Linked DNA regions of Homo sapiens: region 2 is linked to region 1. A link is an interaction called in ENCODE POLR2A ChIA-PET data of the cell type or tissue named here. Cell type or tissue: PC-9. All regions are shown on one strand.

The links. Peaks named below come from ENCODE experiments on the same cell type or tissue, not always from the same donor. Only the 100,000 strongest peaks of a DNase experiment are listed, where the experiment ranks them.
Region 2: POLR2A ChIA-PET joins it to region 1 with 5 read pairs; 1 of 35 experiments calls an interaction of 5 or more read pairs at or near these places.

Annotation. Positions count from the first base shown.
Region 1 is chr1:44,528,177-44,536,176 of GRCh38, forward strand. All of the region lies in intron 2 of RNF220 (ring finger protein 220), which reads left to right. Among named protein-coding and RNA genes, the nearest start is that of MIR5584, 13 kb to the right of the region's middle. In PC-9, no CTCF peak of the experiment used is centred here; a DNase peak (open chromatin) is centred at 4,075; H3K27ac peaks cover 2,143 bases.
Region 2 is chr1:45,868,469-45,876,468 of GRCh38, forward strand. All of the region lies in intron 3 of MAST2 (microtubule associated serine/threonine kinase 2), which reads left to right. It overlaps LOC105378694 (a long non-coding RNA gene), which reads right to left. Exons shown (of 5, transcript XR_001738038.2): 4 at 6,171-6,285. Among named protein-coding and RNA genes, the nearest start is that of MAST2, 69 kb to the left of the region's middle. In PC-9, no CTCF peak of the experiment used is centred here; DNase peaks (open chromatin) are centred at 2,233 and 3,883; H3K27ac peaks cover 3,876 bases.

The DNA of each region.
Region 1 (8,000 bases):
CACTAATAGCTCAATATAAAATGGACTAAGTAATGAACAACCAGTTAATAAAAGAAATATGAACCTTCATATTAATATAGTTCATGTAAATTAAATGAGGTGATATTTTGCCGATACAAATTGGCAACTTTTTTTTTTTTTTGAGACGGAGTCTCACTCTGTCACCCAGGCTGGAGTCCAGTGGCGCTATCTCGGCTCACTGCAAGCTCCGTCTCCCAGGTTCATGCCATTCTCCTGCCTCAGCCTCCCCAGCAGCTGGGACTACAGGCACACGCTGCCACACCTGGCTAATTTTTTGTATTTTTAGTAGAGATGGGGTTTCACCGTGTTAGCCAGGATGGTCTCAATCTCTTGACCTTGTGATCCACACACCTCGGCCTCCCAAAGTGCTGGGATTACAGGCGTAAGCCACTGCGCCCGGCCCTGCAAATTGGCAACTTTTTTTTTTTTTTTTTTGAGACAGAATCTCACTCTATTGCCCAAGCTGGAGTGCAATGGCACAATTTTGGCTTACTGCAACCTCCACCTCCCAGGTTTAAGTGATTCTCCTGCCTCAGCCTCCCAAGTAGCTGGGATTACAGGCATGTGCCACCACACCTGGCTAATTTTGTATTTTTAGTAGAGATGGGGTTTCACCATGCTTGTCAGGCTGGTCTTTAACTCCTGACCTCAGGCGATCCACCCACCTCAGCCTCCCAAAGTGCTGGGATTACAGGCATGAGCCACCACGTTTGGCCAGAATTGGCAACTTTTAAAATTATAAAGTTCAATGCTAATAAGGGTAGAGTTAGGCAGACATTCTTATATACTATTGGTAAAAGCATACATTTGTATAACCTTTCTAGAAGCAATTTTGTAATGTGTAGCAAAATCCTTAAAATATTCATATCCTTTATTTTAGTAATTCCCTTCTTGGAATTTATTCTAAGAAAATAATTAGATATGTGGTCAAAGATTTATGCATAAGGATCATCATTTCAGTATTATTTATAGCAGAGAAAATCTGAGAACAACCTAATGTTCCACAACAATAAAATGGTTAAATAAGTTATAGTATAATCATATGATAAAATATTGTTCAGCCATTTAAAAACATATATTTGAAGAATATTTCAGCAGAGATCCTAAAATAATGTTAAGTAAAACTATGCATGGGAAAAAAAAAAGGAATTACACACACACACACACACAAACACACACACACACATATTTTTAGACAGAGTCTCGCTATGTCACCCAGGATGGAGTGCTGCAGTGGCACGATCCTGGCTCACTGCAGCCTCCACCTCCCAGGTTCCAGTGATTCTCCTGCCTCAGCCACTCGAGTAGCTGGAACTACAGGCAAGTGCCACCACACCCAGTTACTTTTTGTATTTTCTAGTAGAGATGGAGTCTCACTATGTTGTCCAGGCTGGTCTCGAACTCCTGGCCTCAAGTAATCCACCTGCCTGGGCCTCCCAAAGTGCTGGGATTACAGGCGTGAGCCACCATGCCTGGCCAGATATTTATTTATATTTTAAAAAGGAGATTTATTTGAAAAACATAAAAGCACGACAGAACACTTCATAGGCCACTTTACACAATAAAATAAGCAACAATAGGCTGGTAATAGTGCTATAATCCCAGCATTTTGGGAGGCCAAGGTGGGCGGATTGCCTGAGCTCAGGAGTTCGAGATCAGCCTTGGCAATATGGCAAAACCCCATCTCTACTAAAAATACAAAAAAAATTAGCAGGGCATGGTGGTGGGCGCCTCTACTCCCAGCTATTTGGGAGGCTGAGGCAGGAGAATCGCTTGAACCAGGGAGGTGGAGGTTGCAGTAAGCCAAGATCGTGCCACTGCACTCCAGCCTGGGTGACAGAGTGAGACTCTTATCTCAAAAAAAAAAAAATTAAAATTAAATAATAAAAAATAAGCAACAACATACTTTTTTTGTGAGTATAAACGTTTAGGTATACTAACAAAAGTTGCATGAGTATAGCATTTATGATCAGACGAACCATATTCATAAAGAAATAGGTCAAAGAGGGAAATGTATAAACACATTTCACTATAGTTGGTAATTGTGTGCCATCAGCTTTATAATTGTGGTTATCTGAAATACCATGATGAACAACCTAAGTCTTTTGACAAGATGGAGCAAAAACTACAATGGGTTACCACTGTGGGTCACCACCACATATGCAGTCACCCAAAGAGCAGAGATCTCAAGAAATTTTGTCTTTCACAAATGCAGATGTACAAAAAGGACATCTCGTCATTTACTGAGGAAGTTTCAACATTTTTACGTAGATGCGCAATGCTGATACACAAAATCAACATTGTGATAATGCACTTTCATGGAGTCAAATCTGCAAAAAAAAAAAAAAAAGCATAAAAAGAATTACAACTCTCTTAAAAGTCTCTACACAATTTATACCTCCAGTATTGGAAATGATGCAAAGATGAAATACGTAGCACAGCAAATTATAGCAAATAATGCTGACAATTTAAAATAGTGAAAGAACTGGTCACGCACAGTGGCTCACTCCTGTAATCCCAGCACTTTGGGAGTCTAGGTGGGCAGATCATGAGGTCAGGAGTTCAAGACCAGCCTGACCAACGTGGTAAAACCCTGTCTCTACTAAAAATACAAAATTAGCCAGGCATGGTGGTGCACTCCTGTAATCCCAGCTATTTGGGAAGCTGAGGCAGGAGAATCATTTGAACCCAGGAGGCAGAGGTTGCAGTGAGCCGAGATTGCGCCATTGCACTCCAGCCTGGGTGACAGGGTGAGACTCCGTCTTAAATAAATAATAAAATAAAATAAAATAATGAAAGAAAACTAACCTGTGATTGTGATCTTGGAGATTTTGGACATTAGAGATTTACGTTTAGGGATTTTGATCTTTTGGGATGTCAACATTTAGAATTATGGCATTCAGGATTGTGTCTTTCAGAATTATGATCCAAACCCTTTTAAAACACAGGTGTGACTGGGCTGCTCTTTGTAGATTCCTCCCTTGCTTCCTGTAATCCTCAAGGTAAATCCGGGGTCCTCCAGAAGTTTCACTAAGTGCTTCACAATCCAGCCCAAACTATTTCTTCTGTCCCATTTCTCATGCAGCTCATCTTCCCCTAAACTTTGTCTGCTTTTCCATGATTCCATGGCTTTGCAGGTCTTGTCCTTTCTACCTGTTGTCCTGTTATTTCCCTTTTCCATCTAGGAAGATTATTTATTCAAAACTCAGCTCCAGTATCATCTCCCTGGTGGACTCACTCCGTTCCAAGCATTTAGTTGCTCTCTCTGATGTGTGTCCAAAGCTCTTTGCCAGTTAACCCCATTAGACTGTAAGAGCACAGAGGCCAAAGTCTTTTCCTTATTTTTGCTTATTTTCTCAGCAGCTAGCACAATGCCTGGCAGGTAGTGGGTGTTTGAGGAATATCAGATCAGTTATTAAATTGAAGATTTCTGACTTTTCCCTTCCCCTGTGATGAGAGAGAACAGGAGAAAGACAGCCCCCAAAGCCATGACACTTTGGGGTCAGAAGAGCCCTTCAAGATGATCTGGTCTCTTCTTCCATGTTTGAATTCCCTCCATTAGGACCAATTATCATCCAATCACTGCTTGAATACCTCTTATGAGGGGGAGCTCATTATTCTTCAAAGCAGTACTCTGATTGTTAGAAAATACTTTCTTAAAATGAGCCTAAACTAGCTTTAACTTTCACCAACTGTTCTTGGTTTGGCTCATAGGGGACATACAAGAATCAGCTTCCTCTGCCTGTGTCACCCCTCTCTAAGCCTCCTCTTTCTGCCCCCCTTTTTTCTAAGGTGCTGAGTCTCACTCCCCCTTCTACTGTACTGCTTTATCCCTCTAAAGTCAGTGCAGATGACCTCTCTCTCAATTAATACTCTACTGCTGATGATTCATAATGATGTTTTACATATGTACGCTCTTTATGGTTTACAACGGGCCTTCACATACATTTATTATTATTTTGAGCTCACAAAGAATGGTGCCCAGACCTGCCCTGTCCAAGGTGGCCAAACCAGGACACAGCAGGGTGAGCCTGTCACCACTTTATGAATGCGGCTGGAAGTCACATTAGCTGCTGACTCATACTGACCTTATCAACTAAAACCCCTACCTTGTCTCATTGCTGAGTCATGTCTCTTTCATCCTGTCCTTATGCTGTTTTTTTAGATAGAAATTCAGACTCTTACATTTATTGTTATCCTTACTTCTACTATTTATTGAGTCCCCACTATATACCAGAGGTGGACACTTCAGACATATGTGTATTTTGGCATCTTTTATCACGTGGTTTATTCCTTATTAAAACTGTGGGTGAGCATTATGAGCTCATTTTGCAGGTGGGAAAGCTGAAGTTAAGAAAGGGAAGCAACTTTTGCAAAGTTGAATAGCTTATAAGAGGCCGAATTGTTTTATGACTTCAAAGCCTTGCTTTGTTCTGTTTTGTTTGAATTATAACAGTGTGCCTTTCAAAGGGGAAGGAGGAGCAGAACAGTAGGACTTGAGTGCTTGTTGTATGACTGATGCAGTGATAGGAGCATTGCCTTCATTATCTCCGTTAAGCCCCACAGCAATCTTATGAAAAACACCAGTCATCTATTTGCTATCCACCTGTGTCTCCTGCAAATGGGAACAGCTCAAAGCAGAAGGGTATACTGAGGCTTTCTGCTGAATGGTCCTGCCCCTGAAGACCTTCTTGTCACAGCAGGGGAGGAAGAGGGGAGCTCCAGCTCCCTAGGGGAAGTCGGTGCAGCTGCGTTGCTCTGTAGGATTGAGCCACTGAGTCCCTGGACCTGGTCAGTCCCTGCTTGCACCTTTAAAGACCAGACTAAAAGGAAGGAGGAAATAGATGGCAATAAAATGGTGGACTTCCAATGTCACAGACATGAGGGTTTGCCCCCTCTCTTTGGTCTTGGAAAGAACTGCCCAGCTTTGAGTCCTAAAGGGGAGAGTAAACGAAAGTCTGCTGAAGGCTCTAGGTCAGCATACTGGTGTGAGTTTAAAGCTTTAAGTCCAGGCTGGGCATGGTGGCTCACGCCTGTAATCCCAGCACTTTGGGAGACCAAAGTGGGAGGGTCACTTGAGCCCAGGAGTTTGAGATCAGCCTGGGCAACATAGTGAGACCTCATCTCTAAAAAATATCAGAAAAATGAGCTGAGCATAGTGGTGCATGCCTGTAGTCCTAGCTACTTGGGAGGCTGAGGCAGGAGGATTGCTTGAGCCTAGGAGGGCTGCAGTGAGCCCTGATGGCACCACTGAACTCCAGCCTGGGCAACAGAGTGAGACCCCGTCTCAGAAAAAATAAAAGAAAAAGAAATAAAGTTTTAGTCCAGGTTGGTTCTCCCAAACTATGGAATAGATAGAAACATGTATTAAGTACTTGCTTTCGGCCAGTACTTCATACTGAGTTGCAGGGACCACAAAGAATAAGACACCTGCCCTGAAGAGGTTCAAAAGCTATTGATTGACATGAGATAGAAGTACAGGGTGCTTCCAGCACATGAAGGGTCACCTAGATCAGACAAGGGATGGACTGTCAGAAAAGGCTTCTGCAGGAGATAGCACCTGACCCAAGTTAGGAGGAGTTGGCACTGGAAAAAAGTGGATAAGCATTCTAAGTAGAGGGATCAGAATGAGCAAAAGCAGAGAGGTAAAAGAAAGCATCCATTTTTAGGGGGAATTTGACCCAAGTCAGCATTGCAAGGACATAGAGGTAGGGCCTAGGAGATGAGCCCGAAGAAGGAGGTGGGTGCCACTTCATGGAAGATCAGCTGAAGAGTCTGAACTTGATTATTTTTATTGAGACAGACTCTTGCTCTGTTGCCCAGGCTAGAGTGCAGTGGCACAATCTCAACTTACTATACCTTGGCCTCCCGGGTCCAAGTGATTCTTGTGCCTTAGCCAACTGAGTAGCTGGGATTACAGGTATGTGCCACCATGCTTGGCTAATTTTGTTTACTTTTTGTGCATGGAGGTTGGGTTTCGCTATGTTGGCCAGGCTGGTCTCGAACTCCTGCGCTCAAGCAATCCTCCCGCCTCAGCCTCCCAAAGTGTTGGGATTACAGGTGTGAGCCATTGCACCTGGCCTGAGCTTGATTTTTTTTTTACATTTCTATTATTATTATTATTTTTAATTTTATTATTATTATACTTTAAGTTTTAGGGTACATGCGCACAGTGTGCAGGTTTGTTACATATGTATACATGTGCCATGTTGGTGTGCTGCACCCGTTAACTCGTCATTTAGCATTAGGTATATCTCCTAATGCTATCCCTCCCTTCTCCCTGAACTTGATTCTTTAGTCAATTCAAATTACGATTGCATCTAAATACCAAATATCACTTCTTCACTGCTGGACTTTGACAAAGCATTGGCATTTAATCTGGTTTGGAGATGTTAATGGCCTTTCAGCCCATTGTTCTTTCCTTAGATTTGGGGATTATCAAGTATCAGAATGAGGTGGTCATTCCTTTATCATCACTGCCATCATCATCATCATGGTTGCCATCATAATAGCCGAATTATGAAACCTAGAATTGTATATGGAAGAGAAAGGTGATCCTCCAGTTCGTTAACCTCAAGTCTGTGATACATCAAAGCACACCCATTAGAAAATAGTCAAATCATTACGTCTCTAGTCATTTGTTATCTGATACGGACAGACATTTAAAGATTGGAGAGAACTAAAACAACAAAGAACATACCTGGAACAGAAATTTACTAAATGTTTTTAAGCTCTTCAAGTGGAGATGCTATTTAGAGCGGGAAAGGGGGAGCTATTGAGTTGTCCAGACTCGTTGTGACCAGGGAGCAAGTTACTGCTAATCTCCGTAGGAGGAGTAAAGCTTTCTGGCTTCATCGGGGGTAGGGGCTGGGAACTGGGGGAACAACTTCATTACATTTCCTTCTGTGTGAGGAGGGGCTTCAGGAGGCAGCTTCTTCTTTTTTTTTTTTTTTTTTTTTTTGAGACAGAGTCTCACTCGGTCACCCAGGCTGGAGTGCAGTGGCACGATTTCAGCTCACCGCAACCTCTGCCTCCCTGGGTTCAGCGATTCTCCTGTCTCACCCTCCCAAGTGGCTGGGATTATAGGCACATGTCACCATGCCCAGCTGATTTTTGTATTTTTAGTAGAAACGGGGTTTCACCATATTGGCCAGGCTGGTCTCGAACTCCTGACCTTGTGATCCGCCCACCTTGGCCTCCCAAAGTGCTGCGATTACAGGCATGAGCCACCGTGCCCGGCCAGGAGGCAGCTTCTTCTGAGAAATTTGTGAGAACTCCCACTGATGTTCCTTGCCTTGTTTACTATTAGGGTTCTTTGAGAGGAGCCCAGAGCCCAGGCCAGATGTGTTCACAATTTGAATTTAGTTTGTGAATTAGCACATCCACTATGGATCTCTAAAGGAAATGTGGCTGTTCATGTTAGTCTTTGAAGTTAATGTGTATTTCCTAATACCCACATCAGTCCTTCGATACACCAGCACAGCACAGGCAAAGTGGGACTGACCCGCCATCCTTCTGCGCAGCTCCTGGGTGACTACTGAAGCTGATGTCTACTTAGTAGAGGTCTGGGAGATTGTATGGGGCCTGGCTGGGACTTCTGGTCAGCGAGCAGACCTTTGAAGAATTGGCTTCTTCAAACCTGTGGCCCATTCCCAACAGTGAGGCTGCTGGGAGCTGGCTACGTGCTGTGGGTCCAGGCAGTTCAAGAGGCCTTCCTAGAATATATGAGAACTCTGCAAATTTTCCTTCAGCCTGGGGAGCGGTGAGAAAGGATGAAGTGTAACAGGGCCCTGAAACCTCATCCCAACTCGCTATTAAGCAAGGGTGCTCTTTTCTAATCTAATAGAGTAAAACTGAGAAAGGGGTCTTCTCTACTTCCCAATTCCAGGGCCTTCCTGCATTCGCTGGTGATGATGGAGTAGGGTGACCTTAGGAGGTGTGACTTGGGCCCTACAGGCTGTCTGGGAAAGTCAGAGCTT
Region 2 (8,000 bases), 1.3 Mb after region 1:
GTGCTGATAAAATTATTGCCTTCAGGCAAAAACTAAATTGTATAGTATTTTTATGCACCCCCCCCAACCCCCTGCTTGCTTTTTGCCTTTGCTGTTCAAAAACGAGAGTACTTAGAGTGTCATTGTTTACGGGTACTTAATTATTTTGGAGGATATATGACAACATAATGCATACTGGGAAGCATTATTATTGAGAAAGCCTTGGGACTTTTTTTATTTTGCAAATTATGACTGTCATAAATTATGGTCATCTTACAAAATGTGATTCAGCTAATTTTTAGTCTTTAAAAACAAAATCTTCAAGAACCAGGTAGATTTCAAACATTCAATTTCTTCTTGAAATTTCATTTTAAAAAGGCTGATGACATGGATAAAAATGTAACCTAATTATTTGCTTCTGTTGTTCTACATTTCCTTGTTCTTTTCTGTGGGAAGCTTGATAAAAGAAACATTTCAGTTTGTACTCTTCAGTTTTTAGTACCACTAAGATATTTTCATCAAGTCAGTAAATTAGATGGCTTTGAAGGTTAAGGAATTTATCTCACTCTTGTCCCTCTTCTTTGCCCTGACTCATGTATTCCTATTCTATGTTGCAGCTACACCAGTCTTGTACCTTTGTTTGTTTTTTTCATAGTCATTTTTTTCTGACATTCCCCCCATTCCTGAGTGGTTTTATCCTCCTTTTCTACCTATCAACCTTCTGATAATCCCCATGCAGTTAAAACCTGAGTACCTAATTTTCAAATATTATAGTCATTATGGGTAACTCCAGTATCTTTGTAGACAAGGATAATCAGTCCAGCCTCAGATCTTTAGAGTTCCTTGGCTATCTGGAGTCTGTGTTAACAATACATTCCTGTAGATGCCATGTATTCTGTAGAGGGAACTGTTTGATTCAGAAATCTTACAGTGATTTACAGTTACATCCCTTGATCACCTCTGAATTAAATTCTGGTGTTCTCTGTGTAAATCTAGATCACAAATTGGTGGTCTGGTGACTGTTTCCTGTAGATATATTTTATTTAGCCACCTTTGGAGATTTAAAGAAAAATCAACCAACATAGTCTCTATCAGTCCCCTTTTGTTTTATCCTCTGCTGCTTTATGTATTTACTGAATTTCATCTATTCTAAGGCTCACATCTTTTTACTTTATAACAGCTTTGAAATAGCGGTGTTACTCTTGATGGTGTGTTATACGTTAATTGGCCAGGCTTATTTTTGTTTTGCATTTTAAAAAATGTTTCTTACTGTTACAAAAAATAACAGTGTCTTTTGCAATTGATAGTTTTTCAGATTTGATAAAGTACAGTATATTACCTTACTGGCTTATTAAAGCATTTGAGTTTGCACCATTTGTTTCTCAATGTAAAGACCTCCACCTTTTTTTAGCTCTCTCCCTTTCCTTTTTCTAAAGTCTTGAAGATCTCTGTTCCTGTGATTCTTTTGTTTGTTTGTTTGTTTGTTTGTTTTTGAGACAGAGTTTTGCTCTTGTCACCCAGGCTGGAGTGCAATGGTGCAATCTTGGCTCACTGCAACCTCCGCCTCCTGGGTTCAAGCGATTCTCCAGCCTCAGCCTCCTGAGTAGTTGGGATCACAGGTTCCTGCCACCATGCCTGGCTAATTTTTGTAGTTTTAGTAGAGACAGGCTTTTGCCATGTTGGCCAGGCTAGTCTCGAATTCCTGACCTGAGGTGATCTGCCCACCTTGGCCTCCCAAAGTGCTGGGATTACAGGCATGAGCTACTGCGCCCAGCTTTTGATTCTTTGTATACCTGTTTGACATGCCTTTCTGTATCATCTGATATTGTTTTATTTTTTCTCAATTTATTTGAGGTATATAACATTTGTGAATTTTTTATTGTATAACCACATTCACATTTTGTTGGTAAACCCAACTCAGGAATAATGTATGATTCAGTTTTTTAAAATGCTCATGTATATAATGTAAGTTTCCTACTTTTCATCTTGAGGTAGTTTTGGTAAGGTATATGTTTTTAAGAGTTTGTCCATTTTGTTTATTTTGTTATTTATTGAGATCAATTTGTTTATATATATATATATATAAAATTTTTGTTCTTTTAAACCTTTGCTGATTTGTTCTTCTGTTTCTCTTTGTATTTCTAATATTGGGTATTAAGACTCTTTTTTTTCATTATCAAGTATCAGTGGAATGCCGAGTACAGTGGCTCATGCCTATAATCCCAGCACTTTGAGAGTGCCAGGTGGGTGAATCACTTGAGCCCAGGAGCTGGAGACCAGCTTGGGCAACATGGTGAGATGTCTGTACAAATTAAAAAAAAAAAAAATTTAAGTAGCCAGGCGTGGCGGTGCACACCTGTAGTTCCAGCTATTTGGGAAGCTAAAGTGGGAGGATCGTTTGAGCCTAGGAGGTCGATGCTGCCGTGAGCCATGATTGTGCCCCTGTACTCCAGCCTGGGTGACAGCAAGACCGTGTCTCAAAAAAAATTAAAATAACAACAACAAAAATTCATGGAAGATTTTTTTTGTTGTTGTTAGTTTTTCCAGAAACCAACTATCCCTTTATTTCAGCCTTTTCATATCAGTTTGCTTTTGGTATATCTCTTGCAAATGGCATACAGTAGGTTTTCTTTAAAAAAAAAAAAAAAAAGTCCTGTTTGTAATGAAAAGTTTGTCTGTGTACATTTATTATGATTAATGATATATTTGGACTTGTTTGTGCCATATTATTTTTTGTATTCCATATCCTACATCTCTATGCCTTACTGTCCCCTTTTTTTTTTACCCTTTAAAAATATTGGTAGAGTTTTTTTTCTTATTTTCTTTTTCTATTTCTACTGGTGTGTTAGAACAAATTCAAACTTTAACCCCCTCCTGAACACTACAAGCACTCCATGTCTCTTATTACCTCCCCCAAACTTATTTGGCCATGTAATCAAACTGAACTGAAACAGGCCAGTTTAAAAAACAACAACAAAACCATGAAATTCACTGTAACCAGAGGTGACCCAGTTTACCTGAGCTAGCATGATAAGAAAGTTCTGTTTTAACTCTATAAGGAGAGTCACTTTGTAATGAATAATCTGCTTTTTGTTCCCTGTTTGTGCTTTCTTAACCCATTTTCTGCTTAGAAAGCCAGCCCCCTCTGCTTAGCTCAGCAGAACACGCATTCTATTTTTAAGAATGAGATGTTACAGAATTGCAAACAAAAGTCAGTTTGATCTTTAAACTGAAAGTCAGTTTGATCTTTAAACTAAATCTGTTGTAATTTTGTCCTTTGACAATGGTATTGTCATCAGCAGTGGATTCTGAGTAGGCCCTAGAATGTTCACCACTCCTACCCTAAGCCCAAGCAGTGTTATTTATGTTAGTTACATTATGTGGGTTTAATTATGAGTTATATCAAGAGACATATAATATTTTAGTGGCAGAGAATACCTTTTTTTCATCATTGATTTGTTTGTTTTTCTTGAGTTCTCACTATGTTACCTAGGCTGGTCTCAAACTCTGGGCTCAAGTGATCCTCCCACCGTGGCCTCCCAAAGTGTTGGGATTACAGGCGTGAGCCACAGCACCTTGCCTCGTTGATTTTAAATGTTAGTTGAAAAGTTATTGTCTCCAAAACCCAATTCTCTATCCACTTCCAATGGAGTGGATTATTGGGTTATGTTTCTTAGAGTCTGTTAATTTCCTTCTCTGGAAAGAGTGCTGCTACTGCAGTAGGGATCAATATACGTATAGTGTGAGAATTCAATAGCAAATGAGCCAGGCTGAGTCCCAGGGAGGGAGTTGCCTCAGGCATAGACAGCTTTGACCCATAGTCATCTCCACGCTGGTGACTGTTGACATAAAGGACAAGGACCAGCCTTGTGACTCCTGGCTTGCATATTTACTTGTGGGGGTAGCGGTTACTGCCTTTGGACACTTGGCCTTTGTCTTTTCTTTGGAAATATTTTATGGCTTTAGTCATTGTGAATAATGAGTAGTGCATATAGGCAGTGAATCCTCATCTGTGGGAATAGCACCATTTCGTGGTTTTTTTTTTTTTTTGAGACGGAGTTTTGCTCTTGCTTCCCAGGCTGGAGTGCAATGGGGCAATCTCGGCTCACCGCAACCTCCACTTGCTGGGTTCAAGAGATTCTCCTGCCTCAGCCTCCTGAGTAGCTGTGATTACAGGCATGCGCTACCACGCCCTGCTAATTTTCTTATTTTTAGAAGAGACGGGGTTTCTCCATGTTGGTCAGGCTGGTCTCAAACTCCCGACCTCAGGTGGTCCACCAGCCTCGGCCTCCCAAAGTGCTTGGATTACAGGCGTGAGCCACCACGCCTGGCCATGAATAGCACCATTTCATGTTTTATTTAATACCTTTAGAAGTTTGCTTTGTGGACAATGAAAGAGAGTGACTGGTTATTTCTCTAGGATTTAGTATGTATAACTTTCTTTGTAACTTCAGAATATAGTTTAATATCTTTTATTTTGTTCAATATAGTCAAACATTACTTAAAGTTCTTTGGGAAATATCATCATTGGCAGAAAGTATCAAAGTGTATCAATTTGAGGGTCCAAATGGTAATAAAATTTTGGAGACTGTTAAAACAATATACCTTGAATATTTGGGGTGGAGTGATAGGGATGGAGTATTGGGGGTGGGGTTAGTTTTTAGAGAATAGCATCTTATCACTTAGCTTTAGAGCTTCGCTACTGGTGGGTTAGATTAGAAAAATGCAGTTTCTTCTTCCTATTTTTTTTTTTTTCTCTTTTTTGAGACAGGGTCTTGCTCTGTCACCCAGGCTGGAGTCCAGTAGCATGATCTTGGCTCACTGCAACCTTCACCTCTGGTCTCAAGCGATCCTCCCACCTCGGTCCCCTGAATAGTTGGGACTACAGGCGTGCACCACCACTCCTGGCTAATTTTTTTTGAGCTTTATTATTAGAGACGAGGTCTCACTGTGTTGCTCAGGCTGGTCTTGAACTCCTGAGCTCAAGGGATCCTCCTGCCTCAGCCTCCCAAAGTGCTGGGATTACAGGTGTGAGCCACCACACCTGGTCAATTTCTTATTATTAATCCAAAGTGTCTTACTTTAAACTTTTAAGTTTATTTTAAAAATTCAAGCCTAGGAATAACTTTTGTGAGAAAGGCAGAGTAGGTATTTTTATCTCAGGTGAACAGGTAAGAATAATGAGGTTTAGAAAGGTTTAATGACTGACCAAGATTTTATAAGGAAGTAAGTAGCAGAATTGCATTCACATATTTTTCTGAGTCCTAGTTTCTTTATACCATGTAGAAATATCCTGTTAATATCATCAAGCTGTTCATCAAACTCAAATGAGAATAACACATTATTTATAGAATAAAGGTTTTTGTTTGTTTGTTTTTGTTTTTTCTTCTTGAGACAGAATCTCTCTCTGTTGCCCAGGCTGGAGTGCAGTGGTGTGATCTTGGCTTACTGCAGCCTCTGCCTCCCAAGCTCAAGTGATCTTCCCACCTCAGCCCCCTGAGTAGCTGGGACTGCTGGCACATGCCAATATGCCCAGCTATTTTTTGTAGTTTTTGTAGAGATGGGGTTTCACCATGTTGCCCAGTCTGGTCTCGAACTCCTGAGCTCAAGCAATCCTCTCGCCTCGGCATCCCAAAGTGCTGGGATTACAGGTGTGAGCCACTGTGACTGGTCTAAAGTATTTTCATGTACGTTACTTTATTTGACTTTTACAACTGCTGTATCTAAGCCTTTGAGGTAGATGGAATCCCAGGTCACACAGTTACATGTTTTTGAGCCACGACAGAAGCCTAGTTTTCCAAACTTTAAATTTTGTGTTCTTGACCAGGCATGGTGGCTCACGCCTATAATCCCAGCGCTTTGGGAGGCGGAGGCAAGTGGATCACGAGGTCAGGAGATAATGTTCCTTTTAAGACTAGATAGTAAATGATATTAACATAGATTTTCTTCCTCGGTAATATTTTTCTCTTCTTAAAGCATTCCGACTCTCCATGGAGTAACTACCAGCCAGGAGACTGTCAGTAAATAATATGTGATAATAGAGCATATTCTTCCCCTAGTAAAGCTTCTTGCTGAAATTATTGCAATTGATAGTTTTCATCAATGCAACTCCAAACTGGTAGGCAGGACCCTATTGTCTTATAATTGCCTTATAATGATGATAACAATAATAGTATGAACCATTTACTTACTTGATGGATTCATAGATTTATTCATCCAGTATTCATTTGTTGCCTACTAGGCTAGGTATTCTGCTGGGTGCCAGGAATGTCCTTGAGAGCAAGACTAATTCCTACTCTCCTGGAGCTAACAGTCAAAGAAAACAGATAATTTAGCAAATAATTATAGTAACCAGTGAAGTAGGTATGATTGAGGAATTAAAGGAATATTTGGATAATATATGGAAGGAGGCTGGGGAAACTGTAGAAAAACTTGCCAGAGGAAACGAAGTTTAAGCTGAAGTCCAGGAATGTATAAAAAGAGATAAAGAAAAGTAATCCAGACCAGGAGAACAGTAAGTGTGAAGACCTGAAGGTGAAAGAAAGCATGGCAAGTCTGAGTCCAAAACTCCAATAAGACTGGAGAATTATGCAAATGATACTGAGGAGGGAGGCAGTCAGAGCCAAGTAGTGCCCTGTAGACTACAGAAAGGATTTTAGACTTTATCCATTGCAGAATTATAAGAGAGAAAGGACACATTTAAAAAAGTTATTTTTGGCCGGGCACGGTGGCTCACGCCTGTAATCCCAGCACTTTGGGCGACCGAGGTAGGTGGATCACCTGGGGTCAGGAGTTCGAGACCAGCCTTACCAACATGGGGAAACCCTGTCTCTACTAAAAATACAAAAATTAGCCGGACGTGGTGGCGCATGCCTGTAATCCCAGCTACTTGGGAGGCTGAGGCAGGAGAATCGCTTGAACCTGGGAGACGGAGGTTGCAGTGAGCCAAGATCGCGCCACTGCACTCCAGCCTGGGTGACAGAACGAGACTTCATCTCAAAAAAATAAAAAGTTATTTTTGACTTCAGTATTTATTTCATTATACCCACAGTTATCACTCAGAAAACAGGTACTATATATGATATTTACATTGATATAACATTAATCAAGGGGGACAAAACTGAATGAAAGGGAGACCAATTAGGAGGATGTTATAGGATGATGGTGGCTTGTGCCCGGGGAAGTAGAAGTGAATTGACAGATTAAAGATAGATATTTTGGAAGTAGAATTGGCCGAGCTTGATGAATAATGGATGTAGAGAGTGAGAGAAAGTGAAAAATGAAGAATGACCCTGGGTTTGGTGGTACCATCATCAAAATAGAGAACAGAGAAGGAGCGAGACTGAGTAGAAAGATCAGCTGAGTTTTAGACATATTAAGGACAAGGTAGTTGTATGTACAACTATAGAGGTCAGCAAAAAGATCTGGGATAGAGATACAAATTTGAGATTGTAAAATATATAGAGAAAGGAGAGTGTACAAGCAGAACTAAAAGGACAGTCCCCATTTAAGGGTCTAAGGTGATGAAGGATGAGCCTGCAAAGATGTTTAAATGGTGTGTTTGCGGGGATAAGAGGAAAAACAAGAGAATGTGGCTTCATGGCAAGAAAAGTCTTCCAGGACAGAAGAGTGAATGATACTATCAGGTGCTGTTGAGCAGTGGAGCCAAAAAAGATAGGTGGACTAAAAATGCAGTGAAGCTTCATTACCCTGGCGTTATACATTACATTGGCAGTGTGCCAAGAATGGTTTAAATGGGCTGGTAAGGTCTAGGGATATTTATAGAGTGTTGAAGAATGAGTAGGAAGTGAGAAATTAGAGACATTGGATGTAGATAACTCATTCAAGAAGTGTGGTTGTGAAGGGAAATAAAATTGATAAGGCAGTATTTGAAGAGGGATGTGTAGTTATTAAGGGAATTTATTTCCTTATCTGAAGCTGGAATAGACTTGAATGTGTTCAGAATGCTAATCAGGAAGATCATTAAGAACATGAAGAGTCAAGAGATAATGAGTAGATCA